Linked DNA regions of Homo sapiens: region 2 is linked to region 1. A link is a loop called in an ENCODE intact Hi-C map of the cell type or tissue named here. Cell type or tissue: Caco-2. All regions are shown on one strand. Each heading gives the region's core, and the rest is flanking DNA. Links, peaks and the distances in the headings are about the cores only.

Evidence for each region. A loop is a pair of places that touch in the nucleus more often than their neighbours do. Peaks named below come from ENCODE experiments on the same cell type or tissue, not always from the same donor. Only the 100,000 strongest peaks of a DNase experiment are listed, where the experiment ranks them.
Region 2: a loop joins it to region 1, with 5 times the contacts of the local background. A loop is called at or near these places in 2 of 110 quality-filtered maps.

The regions. Positions count from the first base shown.
Region 1 is chr7:39,012,890-39,021,237 of GRCh38, forward strand. The region is part of intron 1 of POU6F2 (POU class 6 homeobox 2); the gene reads left to right. It overlaps POU6F2-AS2 (POU6F2 antisense RNA 2), which reads right to left and starts at 678. Exons shown (of 7, transcript NR_138047.1): 1 at 524-678. RefSeq lists a silencer at 4,547-4,747. In Caco-2, for the core only: no CTCF peak of the experiment used is centred there; a DNase peak (open chromatin) is centred at 3,932; H3K4me3 peaks cover 916 bases.
Region 2 is chr7:39,070,149-39,078,496 of GRCh38, forward strand. All of the region lies in intron 1 of POU6F2 (POU class 6 homeobox 2), which reads left to right. Among named protein-coding and RNA genes, the nearest start is that of POU6F2-AS2, 61 kb to the left of the region's middle. In Caco-2, for the core only: no CTCF peak of the experiment used is centred there; a DNase peak (open chromatin) is centred at 3,493.

The DNA.
Region 1 (8,348 bases), core at 122-8,121:
CTCCAGCTGCGTGCTGGGAGAACCACTGCTCTCTTCAAAGCTGTCAGACAGGGACATTTAAGTCTGCAGAGGTTACTACTGCTGTCTTTTTGTTTGTCTGTGCCCTGCCCCCAGAGGTGGAGCCTACAGAGGCAGGCAGGCCTCCTTGAGCTGTGGTGGGCTCCACCCAGTTCGAGCTTCCCGGCTGCTTTGTTTACCTAATCAAGCCTGGGCAATGGCGGGCGCCCCTCCCCCAGCCTCGCTGCCGCCTTGCAGTTTGATCTCAGACTGCTGTGCTAGCAATCAGGGAGACTCTGTGGGCGTAGGACCCTCCGAGCCAGGTGCGGGATATAATCTTGTGGTGCCACGTTTTTTAAGCCAGTCCGAAAAGCGCAATATTCGGGTGGGAGTGACCCGATTTTCCAGGTGCGTCTGTCACCCCTTTCTTTGACTCGGAAAGGGAACTCCCTGACCCCTTGCGCTTCCCAAGTGAGGCAATGCCTCGCCCTGCTTCGGCTCGCGCACGGTGCGCGCACCCACTGACCTGCGCCCACTGTCTGGAACTCCCTAGTGAGAAGAACCCGGTACCTCAGATGGAAATGCAGAAATCACCCGTCTTCTGCGTCGCTCACGCTGGGAGCTGTGGACTGGAGCTGTTCCTATGCGGCCATCTTGGCTCCTCCCTAGATAGGTACTTTTTAAAAATGGGGTGACTATTCAGAATGTCTTGTTCTGTAGAGTTTTAGACTTTTAGAATGCTGGAGATAATATAATCAATTGATTCCGGCATGATAATGATATTTTGCAGTGTTCCATAGCATAAAGAAGGCAGCATTTATGTTAAACATGGTCCCTTCCTTTCTATTAACGGCATTTGTCTATAAACACCAAGGGAGTGGAGCTGCTGTAAGTCAATGAGTGGAGGAAATAGTTGTAATATGTCATCTTTCCAACATCATTTCATTCATTTTAAAAATGAACTCCTTGGGTGTGCTGTAGAAACACTATTTTACTTTAAATATACTAGCAAGAGCCCTATTCGTAAAGAATTTATGCACTTAATTTATGTACTCAGCTTGTCAGGTTACTTTGTTTCCAGATTTTTTCCCTTCAGAGGAATGAGAGAGTCCTCATGAGTTGCAAAAAGAAAAACCATAGGCTTATAATAAGCTTTTACTGGCTCATGTGTGAAGCTTAGCCTACTATAGATTTTCCAGAAAATCAAATATGGATGTGGCGGAAATATCTTTTCTGGCTAGGAGAAGCGACTCATTATGAAACAATGAACTGTACATCTCTTGGGAGTGTCTTTGAGTAGTTACTTAAAAGCCAATGTTTAGCAGCAGAACCTTCAGAGAGGCATAACCCAATGCTGGCAGTGTAGGAAAGCAGCTTTAAATGAACATTTCCCACAGGAGATTGTTTCAGACAGGGTGTGGAAATGGCAGGTGAATGAAGGTCTCTTCCAGCTAACTGGAAAAGCATGTTTTCAGGAGAGCAGATGCTATAACTATAAAAATGAAGGTGAACATACTGAAAAAGAAGGGGATAAAATTAATTTTACAGAAATGATAACATGTTAGATGTTGTTTAGCAATTTTTAATGTTAAATCTTTCTCCTACGCCTTGGGTAATACAAAGACAACATTGTTGAGTTAGTTTTAAGAACGTCTATGTGCAAGGCAAGTCTTAATTCACCTGATAAATCCTTGTGAAATATGTGTGGAATCTTATGGATTCAGAAAAAGCTGAATTTTTTTTCATTCTTTGTCAATTTATCTTTTTTCTTTTGTCACCTCCACATGTTGCTATAGCTTAGACAGCTTAGACCTGGAAAGAAAATTGCAAGATTTTTTTTTTCCTGTTTTCTCCCCACCAGACTTCCTCCTAATGTCAAAGGTCCTGCAGATCATTCTCTCACAAATGCTGGAGAGCTCTTTTTCACAGTTGACTATACAAATACATCCTTGGTGTAATAAATGATGGCGCCTCCTACTTCTTAGTTTCCTTTTGGCAAAAGTGGAACCGTTTCCATGAAGCTGTGCCTTCCTTCTTGCTACTGCTGTTGACTCCTCTATTAGTTGGAGACAAGAGCCTTTGGGCAGAAGGATGGTACACCATAAATGATCGTCTTCCTCCTCGTGGTCTCCATTCAGATGACCACTGAGAATATTTATCATCTTGCTTATGGATTTAAAAAAATTATGTCAGTAACTCTGTTAGAATATTCTGTTTTGTTCGGGAGCAGAATTTTAAAAATATATCAATGCCTAACAATTTCTTATTCTTAGAATTTATTTCCTCTTTTAAAAAAAGATGGCTATTAATGGTATGTGTAGGTCTGATTTTATGTATATATTATATATCTGTATTATATATATCTATATTATATCTAGAGATATGGTATCTATTATATAGAGATATATCTATAAATATCTATATATAATAATAGATATAATATATATTATAATATATAATAATAGATATATATTATATAATATATTATGTATAATATATAATAGATATATATTATATGTAAATTAGATATAATATCTATTATATATAATATATAATCTAATATATATTATTATATATAGATATATTATATCTATGTTTTATATAGATATATTATATATTATTATATATATAATATATCTATGTTTTATATAGATATATCTATGTTTTATATAGATCTACATTATAGATATATCTATGTTTTATATAGATATATCTATGTTTTATATAGATCTACATTATAGATATATCTATGTTATATATAGATATATATTATATATAGATATATTATATCTATGTTATATATCTATATATTATATATATCTATGTTATATAGAGATATATAACATATAGATATATATTATATATTATATATAGATATATTATATATATTATATATGGTATATTATATATAGATATATATTATATAGGTATATATTATATATAGATATATAATATATTATATATAGATATATATAATATATTATATATAGATATATATTATATATTATATATAGATATATATTATATATTATATATAGATATATATAATATATAGATATATATTATATATTGTATATTGATATATATTATATATAGATATATATAATATATAGATATATATTATATATTATATATATTATATATAGATATATATTATATATTATATATATTATATATAATATATAGATATATATTATATCTATATTATACATTATATATCTATATTATATATTATATCTATATTATACATTATATCTATATTATATATAGATATAATATTATGTATAGATACATTATATCTATATTATATATAGATGTATATAAGATTACCTATATATAATGCAATATATACTGATTATCTATATAGAAAATACAGTATATACTATATAATAACAACTATTTATTGAATTTCCACTGTGAGCCAAGTAGGGTTCTAGTAATTTGGGATATGATATAGTAATTCCAATTCATTGGTTTAATATGTATTTATTAAGTACAGCATCCATGTGTTTGATCACTAAACTAGGACATGGGACAGAAAGGAAGACACAGTTTCTGCTCCAAAAAGCTCATAGTCCCATTAGAGAGAAAAAACAAGATGGTAAAATAAAAGCTGTAAAATCATATAAGCACTGGAGCATTTTAAAAGGTTAAAAACAATATAGCTCCCCCCCCGCTTACAGTTCAGTAGAAAAGACTCTAGCTAACCAAAGTCAAATATTTATATTTACATAAATATGAAACAGTAGTAAGTGTTACCATGGGGAGATGAATGGTATGAAAGCTCATCACACGAGACTTTGACCCTATCAGGGAAATCATCAGTGAGTATATCAGGGAGGTGAGATTGAAGGAGGAGCTGGAGTTGTGTAGGTCAAGACGGCGTTAAGCGTGCTCTCTGCAGATGGAACAGCGCATGCATAGTCCCTGCAGCTGAAAGGAATGTGGCACGTCCAGTTTAAGGGACTTGAAGAAGGCCGACAGCCACTGTGGCAGAGCACAGAGAGCAAGAGGAGTGTAAATGTGGCAGTAAGCCAGACTGTGGAGACCTTGCCGAAAATTTGGTTTGATCCAAGGAGCTCTAGGGAACCCGTGAATGTCATAAATGCCTTTGGGAGGGGAAGGCTGGAGGTGTTGCCCTCAGATGCTCCTGTATGTATAAGGTTTTACAACTTCTATTTTATCATGTTGTTTTTTCTCCCTTATGTAACTATGAGTTCCTTGGGGCAAGAACTGTGTCCTCTTCCCTATCCCATGGCCTAGCTTAGTGCCTAATAGGTGGATGCTGTACTCAATAAATACATATTATGTCAATGATTTTATATCATTTACTTATTCTTCTTGACTTTTCTTTAGCTATTAGTAAATACAGTTTTACCTAACAATGAGCAAAATATGTGCACTGGGCTGCGTGTGAACATGTTATGTAGATTTGTTAGTGATTTATGTAATCTATCTGGGATCTGTTTACTTTGTACTGCTAAATCTAATTCTACTGCTAAATCACCATCTTTAGTCGCTGTTATTGTTATGTGTATTATCACAATATTCTTCTAACTGTTCTCCTTTGTTTGCCCATGACCTATTGTCAACCCAGCAGCCGTCTTATGATAACCTAAAGCAGATTACTGTATCCCTGGCTGGAAAGCATCAGGAGGTCCCCATATCACCCAGAGTAGGAGTCACTCCGTAGAGCTGCTTCTAAGTGAACTTCCCCACCTCTCTGCCTCTCCTACCTCATCTACTACAAGCCCCCTTATCCACCCTGGGGTAGCCATACCGGGCGTTCCTGCAGTTCCTCAAACATTCCAAGCATGCTGTCATCTCAGAGGCTTTGAATTTTGTTTTCTAACCCAATTATTTGCATGACTCCTTTATATAAAACATTCCAAAATGTTTATTAAGCTCATTCCCAGATTGTGCATGCGTGTGTGTGTGTGTGTGTGTGTGTGTGTGATTTGAGTGGATTTTTTTCAGAATTATCCTATTAGTTTTCTTAATTTATTGATTCTTCTGCATTTTCATCATATTATCTCCAAATAATGTTAATTTGTATTCTTTTCCTATTAGTTATACCTCATTTCTTTTTCCGGCCTTGCTGTATTGGCTAACATCCTCAAGTCAAATGTAGCAAACTTACGGTGATAGCAGGTATCTTTGTTTTCTTCCTAGCCTATTGAAAAGTCCTTGGGATTTGTGTTAAATATAGAATTTGTCTGAACTCTTTTAGTTGCAAATGACAGAAAGCCAGATCGATCAATGGTAATGGCTCACAGAAATCTAGGGATAGAACTGTCTGCAGGCAGAGGTGATTTTTGATGTTCAAAACTTCTATCAGGGCCATGTCTCTCTGTCTCCATCTCTCACCATTATTTTCCTTTGTATACAATCATTCTCAGAAATGCTCTCTCCATGAAGTAGGAAGTAGGGAATGATTCTGATTGGTTTGCAGAGCATACAAGCCCACCCTCTAGTTACTGTGTCAGGTGTGAAGATTGGTTGTGCCGGAAGCCATGACCTGAACTTATTTGGTGACAAAACCTCACCTGAACTGACATGAAGTAAACCATTTACATTTTTTTTTTTTGGTGCAGAAATATTAATCAGCTTAATAGTCTAGAATGTGCTGGGAGTGTTAGTTAATATGTAATCTAAGTACTGCATTATCATTGTAAAATTTATAAAATTCTGAGTTCTCATTTATGTCTTGCTCCAGTGGAATCACATAGGGGATTGTGAGCCTGTATAATTAAATTTTCCATATGTATCTGTAAATTGAATCTAAAAATTTTAAAAATCCAATGTTTCCAATAATCACTATAAAACAAAATAGAATAACTCATAGGTTAAGACATATAACCTTGTATCATGAAAACAGTGCCACTAAAAGTAGAAATACAACGAGTAAAAGTTGAAAGTGGGAGGAATGGAGCAGAGCATTTTTCACTTTACATATTTTAATATAGTTTACCCTTTTCATGAAGAAGGTTCAGTTCTTTTACCTAGAAACTTACTACCTAGAATTCATTTGCTTCTTGGAAACACTCCTTCTGATTTCCCTGCCTCCTTCTTGTATTGCAGCCTTGGTTTTCCAGGACGATTGCATGACCAACTTCTTGGAATTTCCTTTCATTTTGTAGCCTTATTTGGTCCATGGTTTCTTAAACCTTATATTTTCCTCATTCCTACATCCCATTTTTGTTATTGTTGTTATTTGGTGGCATCCTCAAGTAATTCTTTAAGAAAAAATCTGTAGATGGTAAATTTTATGAGTCCCCACATGCCTGAAAATGACTTTATTTTGTCTCTACTCTTGATTGATAGCTAGAATTTTAAGTTCAAAATAATTCTCACTCAGAACTTTTGAAGGCACTGCTCTGATGTTTTCTGGCATCCAACATCACTTATGAAATGTCTGAAACCAATTTGGTCCTTCTTCCTTTGAAGATAAACATTGTAATCTCTTTGGAAGCTTTTAGGACCTTCTTTAGAATCCTTGTGTTCCGAAATTTTATAAGAATGTTCTTAGATTTTTTTTCCTCCATTTTTTTCTGCTCAACGCCATATGGAATCTTTCAAAATGAAGACTTACAGTATTCCATTTGTAGGCTTGTTTAAGCTTTGGGAAATTTCATTCACTACTCCTTTGATAAATTGCTCACATTCCTTTTCTTAGCTACCTCTTTCTAGAGCTACTAGGAGACAGATGTTGGCCTTCCTGGATTGATTGTGCTGAAATCTTTTGCATTTTCTTTCTTTTTTCTTTTTTTTTTTTTTTAAGATTCTGGAACGTTTCCTTGACTTTTCCATGTAGTGTTTCATCAATCTTTCAAATGTCAACAATTACATTTTGAATTTTCAAAAACCTTTGCTCCTTTTATCACTGCAACCTGTTCTTGTTTTGTGGATAAAATATTTTGTCAAATCTTCTTCACATCACCAATTAAAATTATTTTATGATTCCATTCTCTTCCCTGAATTATTTCTGTTTTCTCCAGCATCAGAGAATCAATGTATTCCTTTTGATTCTTTTGGGGTTTTGTTACAATTTTTCTCAGAATCTGGTAACTGTTGGTTGTCCATTTATATGCATGAATGAAGAAGTAAGATAATTATTAAATGCAGCCATCATGGATTTCCTTCGCAGCTTGCATATGTCAGGCTTCATTCTAGGAAGTGTGGAACCAGGAGCAAGTGAGCAGGTTGGGTGCACCCTCCCAGACCCCCCAAAAAAGCTAGCTCCCAATCTGGGGTCTTATCCTTCATTCTAGAAGCCAGTGCCTTTGTAGTGAGAAAGTGTTGACAAGGATCAAAGATTTCCTCAGGCAGGCCCTGATAAAATAATGTCATCTCTTTATAATGCTGCATGATGAGCTATTTAGAATGGTCCAGGAAGGGATAAATCATTTTTATCTACTAAAGATACTCAAATATCTACTTCAAGATATTGTTATACAATAATTGTATCATTCATATTGTGTTCTCAGTCCACCACTGATGTGATTTCTTTCCTTTCCAAAGTTCATGCAGAAGTATTTATTTCCAGAATTACAGCATTGAGGACAAAGTATGGGCTAAATGGTATTTCTTCTTTGGGGGATTTTTTGAGATGGTCATTGCATTGCAGTCTCATCCATGAGTCCTTTTCATTACTTTATGTGGAAATTTGAAAAGAATATGAATTTTACATCTGTAAGATACAATGTTTCCTCTTTTACTCTTTCTCCTCAATAAATCAAACTCCTTAATTGTGTTATTCAGCTACTGTCTATTTTTTATCTACTTGATCTGTCACACTCTGAAAGAGGTGTTATTGCTCTTAAGATTGCAGTTTCTGCCAATTTCTCATCGTATTTCTAAAAGTTCTTTGCCTAATGTATTTCTAGGTTAGATTTTTTTTTTTTAATGTACAGAGTTTTTGACATCTGTTTGGCAGAATGTACCTTTTATAAAAATGAAATATCCCATTTAATGCATTTTGCTTAAGCTATACTTTGATAGTAATATTGCCACCTGCTTTCCTTCTGTTTCCATTTGCCTATTGTATCTTCCAGCATTTTCAATTTTTCCTTATCATTTTTTTTAAAATGTTCTTTTAAACAGTCTCTGGCTGGGTTTTGTTTTTCTTCTCTTAACTCAATTTTGGATCCATTGTCTTTTAATGGAGAAATGTAATTCCTTCTGTTAATTATGTTAAATGATTTGCTTGCTCTTGGTTTTATTTTTACCATTAAAAGTTATATTTTAATTGATGAATAAATATTATATATTTATGGGGTACACTGTAATGTTTGGTATATGCTTACAATGTGGAATGATTAAAACCTTATCTATTTCAATTTATGTTATGT
Region 2 (8,348 bases), core at 39-8,038, 57 kb after region 1:
GAGATGATTTATTTGATTCTCAAAAGGAATTTGGTTGATATAAAGACCGTTGTGGTAAGATAGTAAGAAAAAAATGACTTAAATTTGAATTTTCGTAAGATATGGGTTATTGAATTTTTTCCCTAGTTCTATGAGAATAACAGCTTTTTTATGGCCCAGTAAACCTTTTAAAATCTTTTATTTCTAATTCAAAATGTGTCTAGTGCTTAAACTACCAGGCATCTCCCTCCACACTTCTGCTTTTGCCTCCACACTTCTGCTTTTGCCTCCCCACAAAGCAGCCTTTTGGAAGGCACATCAGACCTTGTCATGCCTTGCCCAAAACCCTCAAGTGGTTTTCTCTCATGATTGGAATTAAATTCCACGTCCTTGCAATGGCCAAAAAATGGCCTACTAGATCTGGCCATGGGCCACTTCTCTAGCACCCATGCCCACCCACTTCTCAGCCCCACCAGCCTCCTCTCCCCAAGAGGGCACTAAACAGGCCTCCAGCGCAGGGCCTTTCCCTCCACATGGCCTTGTGATGCTCACATGCCCTTCCCCTCAGGCACTGTGGCTGTGCCCACGGGTCCCTTCACTGTGAGACCTCTCTGATCGCCTTATGTAAGTTACATACCCACACCCCTCCAGGTCACCCTATGCCCTGCTTTGTTTTTGTTCATAATACTCGTTACTACTCAACATCGTATTTACTTATTTCGCTTTTGCCTGTCTCTCCCACTGTAATTTTAGCTGCAAGAGGGCCCTGGACTTGATCTGTCTTGTTCAATGAGGTGTTCCCATCACTTAGAGGAGTGGATGGTATATAGCAGTGGTCCCCGTTTTTGGCACGAGGGACTGGTTTCATGGAAGACAATTTTTCCATAGACTGAGGACAGTTTCAGGATGATTCAAGCACATTACATATATTGTGCATTTTATTTCTTGTATTATTATTACATTGTAATATATAATGAAATAATTATATAACTCACCATAATATAGAATCAGTGGGAGCCCTGAGCTTGTTTTCCTGCAACTAGAAGGTCCCATCTTGGGGTGATGGAAGACAGTGACAGATCATCAGGCATTAGATTCTCACAAGGAATGGGCTACCGAGATCCCTCACACATGCAGTTCAAATAGGGTTTGTGCTCCTACGAGAATCTAATGCCACCAGTGATCCGACAGGAGGCAGAGCTCAGGTGGTAATGCGAGCTATGGGGAGTGGCTATAAATACAGATGAAGTTTCACTTGCTTGCCCACCGCTCTCCTCCTGCTGTGTGGCCCAGTTCCTAACAGGCCACAGACTGGTCTGTGGCCCAAGGGTTGGGGACCCTTGGCATATAGTACTCACTCAATAAGCATGTTGGATAAATAAATAACATTAAAAACACTACCAAAGCCAGGTATGGTGACTGACACCTGTAATCCCAGCACTTTGGGAAGCTGAGGTGGGAGGATCACTTGAACCCAGGAGTTCAAGACCAGCCCAGGCAACATGGTGAAACCCCATCTCTAAAGAAACACACACACACACACACACACACACACACACACACACACACACAATATCAAAGTTAAATGAGAAAAAATTTCTAACAGTCTTTGTGCAACAACAAATCAAACTGTTTTCCACTGGATTTTAAAAATGTATTCAGGGTTTAAAAGTCTATTGAGGTTGACTATTTTTATATCAAAATTTGGGCATTTATTTCCTCGTTTATCTTAACACTAATTCGGATTTTTCTGCTTATTTTAATTCAAAAGATGATTTCTTGCTGATTTACTTTAACGAAGTATTCAGCAGGCTTGATTAGAGTTTTGCTTGGCATACTAAGGAAATAAGTACTCACAAGATTGGAACACCAAGGGCAAGACTTGCAGACAGAGCTCAAATCTCACAGGGCATCAGGACAGGAACCAGCTGCATGGAGAAAGGTAGATACATGGGCCCTTGTAGTTGAGGTATGAGAGAAAGTAGGAGAACCCAGCAATATTTCATCTCTCATTTGTGTTGTGGGGAAACAGAAAACTTTTCAGGCAAAGTGCATGCCCCTGTGGAGTTATAGTGCAGAAGCTCAGTGGAGTAGCATGAAAGAGGATTGATTGTGTAATGAGGCTAAATTCCAGCCGTGGAGGATCAAGCTTTCTTGGGGCACAGGTACATCAGTTCATAGGAACAGACCTCGCTTACATATTAAAATTTGGGTAATTCAGTCAGCATTGAGTTGTTGTCTTTCTTCAATCTATGATGCATTTTTCCCTTAAACAATTTGTCTAAGCAAATTAATGTTAGCAAGTGGATATGGGATAAGCCCCTAAACCCACTTAACAGAGCCAATTGTTTATGAAGACTTCGGCTCACCTGTTTTTACATGCTTTTATGAAGGTGTCTTACTGACTTGTTAAAATGGGTCTGATTTTCCCCTTGACAACACGTTAGCCATTCTAGGTGCTTGAGGATATTAAGTCAGCAATTCTTTACAAATACGCAGGGAGAAACAGCAACTCAGATGCTTCATCTGTTCCATCCAGCAGTGCCAATCTTGAATGGCTGTGTGGAAACCTCGTTTCACTGTGTGAGCTTCAGAGTGTGAGATGGTGGGTTGTCAGTTGCCGATTATCTCCCTAAAATGAGAAACAAAGCCTAGAAAACCAGTCAAAACTCCCTGCGTGGAGCGACATGTTTATTTATTAGCAACCATGATGAGGTCAAGACAGTGCTTCCAAGAGAGGGCATTGTGTTTGTGTGTGCACATGCCTAATCTACATACATAGAACACATTGCGTAAACATGATCAGGGTGCTAAGAAAATGTTATTACTGTGAAAGTAGACAGGCACAAAGAAGATGCCGAATACAATTACTCTCTTCCCTTTGCTGATGTCTACTAGATGGTGACTTTTTTTATGGTAGCTAATGTTTCTAGATCTTTACATTTCTCATTGTCCCTAGCACAACACCTGGTACTGATGAACTGTCAATAAATATTTGTTGAATTGCATCAGTTTTGTCTTAAGTAGGCTCTGATTCAGAGCCATCCCCAATCCATGCAAACTAAAGAGGATGTAAGTAAATATTAATAAAGGCTGGCCTGGTTTTTTAATTGCCCTCAATTTCAAAGGCTAGAGATTTAAAGAAATATTTACTTAAGCCTCTGTTTATAGTTTGAATTGGAAACAAATCTGCAAAATATTTTTAATAGGAGCTAATACAGATAGCTGACGGAATGGGGAGAACCTATTAAAAAAAAAAAAAAAAAAACCTTCTAGTTCATGTTTTCCTGAGCAGCCAAATCCCCAGGAATGAGAAGATTTAGCTAATCTTTCCAATCACATTCTTCCTTCCTCCCCACCCCCATCTCCTTGGAATTATGTTATCTCTGCTCGTCTTAAAAGCTCAGAAGCCTTTTGAATTGGAGTGGCATTCAAAGGACAGTCAAGGGTCACCCTTGGAATATTAAAGGAGAGTGGATTACAAGAGAGGGAGGGACGGAGCAGCTGGCGCTGGGCGCAGCCGTGTACAGACCCAAGGCAGAGAACGAGAGGAAAACTCCATAGTATCTGGTGCTGGCCAAGAGAAAGCTGCCCAGACTGCTGGGAAGCACAGGAAGCAACGCTGGAGCAACCAAGCCACATTAGCAGTTCCCAGCGTGTGCTATTGCAGCTTGGGAACAGAGGGAAGGAAAACACTTATTGGTGAAATCAATTAGGCAGTGGCCTTTTGAACAGAAGTGGACTGGCTTATTTAGAGAATGTGGAGTTGTGAACCTTGTAGAATTAAAAGCCAGATACTGTTTTAATTCAGAGAGAAAATTCTACAGAATTTACAGCCTCCTGATAGTTACTTATTTCTTAAAATCATAAGATGTTAGGATTTATAGAGTTTCCTTCTCAAAAGACTTCTGAGTAATTTTATTTTTAAAAATCTAAATTGGCCGGGCATGGTGGCTTACGCCTGTAATCCTAGAACTTTAAGAGCCCATGACTGGCAGATTGCCTGAGCTCCAGAGTTCGAGACCAGCCAGGGCAACACAGTGAAGCCCCATCTCTACTAAAATACAAAAAATTAGCTGGGCGTAATGGCTCACACCTGTAATCCCAGCACTTTGCGAGGCTGAGGCGGGTGGATCACCTGAGGTCAGGAGTTCGAGACCTGTCTGGCCAACATAGTGACATCCCATCTCTACTAAAATACAAAAAATTAGCTGGGTGTGGTGGCAGGCGTAGTCCCAGCTACTTGGGAGGCTGAGGCAGGAGAATTGCTTGAACACGGAAGGCAGAGGTTGCAGTGAGCCGAGATCACGCCACTGCACTCCAGCCTGGACGACAGAGTGAGACTTGTCCCCCCCTCAAAAAAAAAAATCTAAATTTAAAAAATGTCTTTCTTCTTTTATCTTTTATAGATATCAATTCTTATTTTTGTTTTTCAAATGAAAGCAATAGATATTTAGTGAGAGTTTATTATGTGCCCAGCACTGTCCTAATATTTGAAGTGTGTGGATATAAAGATAGTGTATCCTTTTTAGCAGTGGTTTCTTGTTGAATTTTTTTGGTGGGATGTGGGGTGGGGAGCAGATCAGGCAGCAGATCATGAATCCCTTTAAAATCTGATGAAGGCTAAGGAGCTTCTCCACAATAAACTACACAAACAGTCACACTTTGTCGGAAGGGTCGCGGACAGCAGGGAGCAAGCAATATCAAAATTTCTTATTATTACTAAGCAGTCGGCCTGCTATGAGCACTGTTTGTGAATTATTTATTTAATCTGCTAACCCATCCATCCCATGAGGCATATACTGTTATTACCCCATTTTCCTCTCGGGAAAATGAAGGCTCAGAGAACTGTGCCCTTCAGTGAGTAGAAGGTGAACCCAACTACAGGCTCTTGGGCTCCAGTTCCCAAGCACCCACTCTGGCACCGTGGGACTGGGGTGTGGGGCTGTTCGAGGTCGCAGGTGAGGCTGGCCACAGACTGTCTGTTATAGGTCAAAAGGCATCTCTTTGGAGCTAGACCAGGAAGCACCTGGACACTTAATTGCCACATGACAGAAAATTGTCTTAGCAATTTTACCATCATTATAATGTGAACAACACATTCCCTGGTGTTGAAGTGCCCGGTCCAATGTCACAGCCCAAGAAAGCTAGACCAGGCTCCAAATGGGGAGGGCCTGGCATGGTGGGTTGGAGTTCTGGCCCAACTCAGAAACTACTCTGGAAACAGTCAAGTTTTGAGCTGGATTTTTAGGAATATTAGTCTGTCAGCAGGGGGCAGGATGGATTTTTGTATTTATTTATGGAAATCTGAAACCATAAAGAGCTGGATGGTTTTTGAAGAAAAAGTTTTTCTTCTCAACTTTGTCATCAGAACAGAAGGACAGGATTAGATGTATACACATATTTCATGTAATATTCATTTAAATAAATCTCTTCTTCTTCTAAGAAAAATCCTACCAAGAGAACACTTGTAGTAAAATCACGCTTCTAATACGCTGTGTGTTTGATGATACTGCTCCTGAAGGCCACAGGGAGGCTGGGACCACAGTTAGTGCTGTAGTAGTGCTGGCAGTGGCCAGCTTCCCTCAGTGACATGAAGATGCTTCCAGCTGAACAAGGAGACAGAGCCCAAAGGCTGAGCCCTTGGGGCGTGGTCTCTGTGCACACCTGGGTTCCCCTGGGGCTCTACTGCCTTTGCTTTGTTGGACTAATCCCCGGACTAGCTTGGTAGTAGCTCTTCTCCCATTCAACTTCAGTCCTGGGGGAAAATGAGACTTTCCTTTTCCTTTCCAGTGTAGCTATGACATTCTTCCATCTTGTCCTGTGTTACAAGTAATGCAGTCACACAAGCTGAACTCACTTCTGTTTCTGGAAGCAGCATATGGGTCAGTATGTATGTGTGTGCAGAGTCAGAGAGGTAAGATAGCTGGGTGAGGCCTCGGCTTCATATTATGTAGTTTCAGACACAGCTGAATGTATGCTGAAAATATCAACCAAAGCTAACCTTTGCTCTGAACTTCCCTTTTTCCTTTCCTTTCTCCCTTTTCTCCCTTCCCTTCCCTTCTCTTCCTTTCCTTTCCTCTCTCCTTCCTTCCATTCCTTCCTTTTCCTCCCTTCCATTCCCTCCCTTCCTTCCTTCCTTCCTATCAATCAACCAGTCAAACACACTTACTGAGAGCCTATTTTGTATCAGACATAGTGCCCAGTACTGGGAATTTCAACACATGTCTGCCTGCCAGGGACTCAAACATCTCAGCTGTAGGGTCTAACACCTAAGTGTTTTGGAAAAGTAAATCATTGATAGGTGCAGCAAACCCTCGTGGCACGCATTTACCTATGTAACAAACCTGCACGTCCTGCACATGTATCCTGGAACTTAAACTAAAAATAAATTATATTTTTAAAAAGAAAAAGAAAAAGAAAATGGTTAGCTAACAGACAAAGTATCATGATTGTTATCGCATCTGTGATGCATTGCCAATATGCAATATGGGCAGATCTGTGGAACGCTTTCCTCAAGTACACTAAAGACTCCATGTAAAATAGATGGGAGGAGCCAATATGGTCTCAAAAACTGGGAGTGGGCACTTAGGTCTTCCCCTATCTCCCTTTGAGGTCCTGGAGGCACCTCTCTAAAACCCTCAGGGCTTCTCAGAGCAGTTTTAAAATGCTGGGACTAGAGAACAGGTCTTTCCATTCTGGAAACTATCTCACTTTTGCAAAAGGTTGCAAATGTTGAGATACACACACACACACACACACACACACATTAATTAACAGTCTCTGCTAGAGTTTTTAAGATGCTAGAAAGTAAGCTCTTTTTAGGACAGAGATCAGATGTTCTCTCTTTGTAACTCCCAAGCAACTCTACATTCAAATTGCTAAATGTAAATTCACTTTAATCTGTGTTGTATTCTGATTAAATCCTGATAGCTATTTGAAGCCATCAGATTATGAAGAGTGTATGAATATAGGGTATGCGTATGCAATGTCAATACTGCTGTATAACCCCATTACCAAAAGACCAGATCTAGATGAGCCTGGATTGAACTCATATTGATGCTTTTTCATAAAGGCAGCAGAAATTGAATTGATGGTGCTATTAGGTTGTCAATACCAGTGTCTCCCTTTCTTCCCAGATAAGTATACATGAAGCATGGTTCATACAGTCATTTTAACCTCCTAGGGCCAAAGAAGCTTGTAGAGGTTCAAGGTGAGGATTCCGAGGAGGTGTGTCCAACTGTGTGCTAGATACTTTGTAGAAGTCCAGAACTGGCAAACTCCTGTCTGATTGATTGTTATGTTGTTATTTCAGTCTACAGGTTTGCATTGATGAGCGGTTTGGCTTAATTGCTTGTCTGTGTTTAAATACAGCTGCATCTGTTTTCATTATCAATTGGAGTAGGCTCTAGAGTATAAGCATAGTTAAGAGGACGTGGCATTCATGGTGGGACTTGGAGAGGGATAGAGACCCTGTGTGGATACTGACAGGAGAGGAGGACACTTATCTGAGGTTCAACAAAAAGACAAGAGACCCTTAAACTGCCCATATGTGCACACTCATTGTTAGTAATGAAATAGCATCCTGTTACACCGAAGGAAATCCTATATTTGCTGTATTATTTTTTTTCTTTCAAGATGATTCTGGACATTCACCTTAACCAAATATTCCCTAGATAAAGTATTGGGGATTAGTGGGAATAGCAAATAGTATAATTTGCCTAGGACATCCTTTTAACAGAAGCTCTAGACCTTATTTTACCGTGTAACTAGCTTGCTTGCCTCTAATACAGTGTTCATCTGACTAGGGGTCATCACCCGGTGCAGTGGGTTGTGTTGCAGATGGCCTGGGGCAACACTTGTATGCACAACTATTAGGTTATTTTTGGTAGATAATGGTAGGCCACCAAAACTACCATATGGTTAGAGATGAGTGAGGGTTTGCTACATCGTCCTCAAAGCCTTGCATTCTGGTTATGATGAAAACAAGCTCTCAGACCAAGAGCTGCCACACATTCAGATATTTATTAAACACGCTTTTATTGCCAATTATTTCCAAATAGTTTACTTGACTTGTCTGAAAGCTTAATGAAGTCATAGTTCTCTGTCATTTTAGATGAATCTAGCATACCTTGCATGAAGGTTCATTAAGGTAGATATGGCAAAGTTCTAGGAGCAAGATCTATAAGCACAGGCAAAAACACTTGCTAGACCATTAATATTCTCTGCTTGCATACAAAGGTGGGGAAGGTCTCCAAAATATTTTAGCCAATACACATATTTTGAATATGACTAATTTAACCAAATGAGAACCCATTTCTAACCTCCATTAATGCTGGTCAATAAGGTACTAATTCTACCCAAATTAA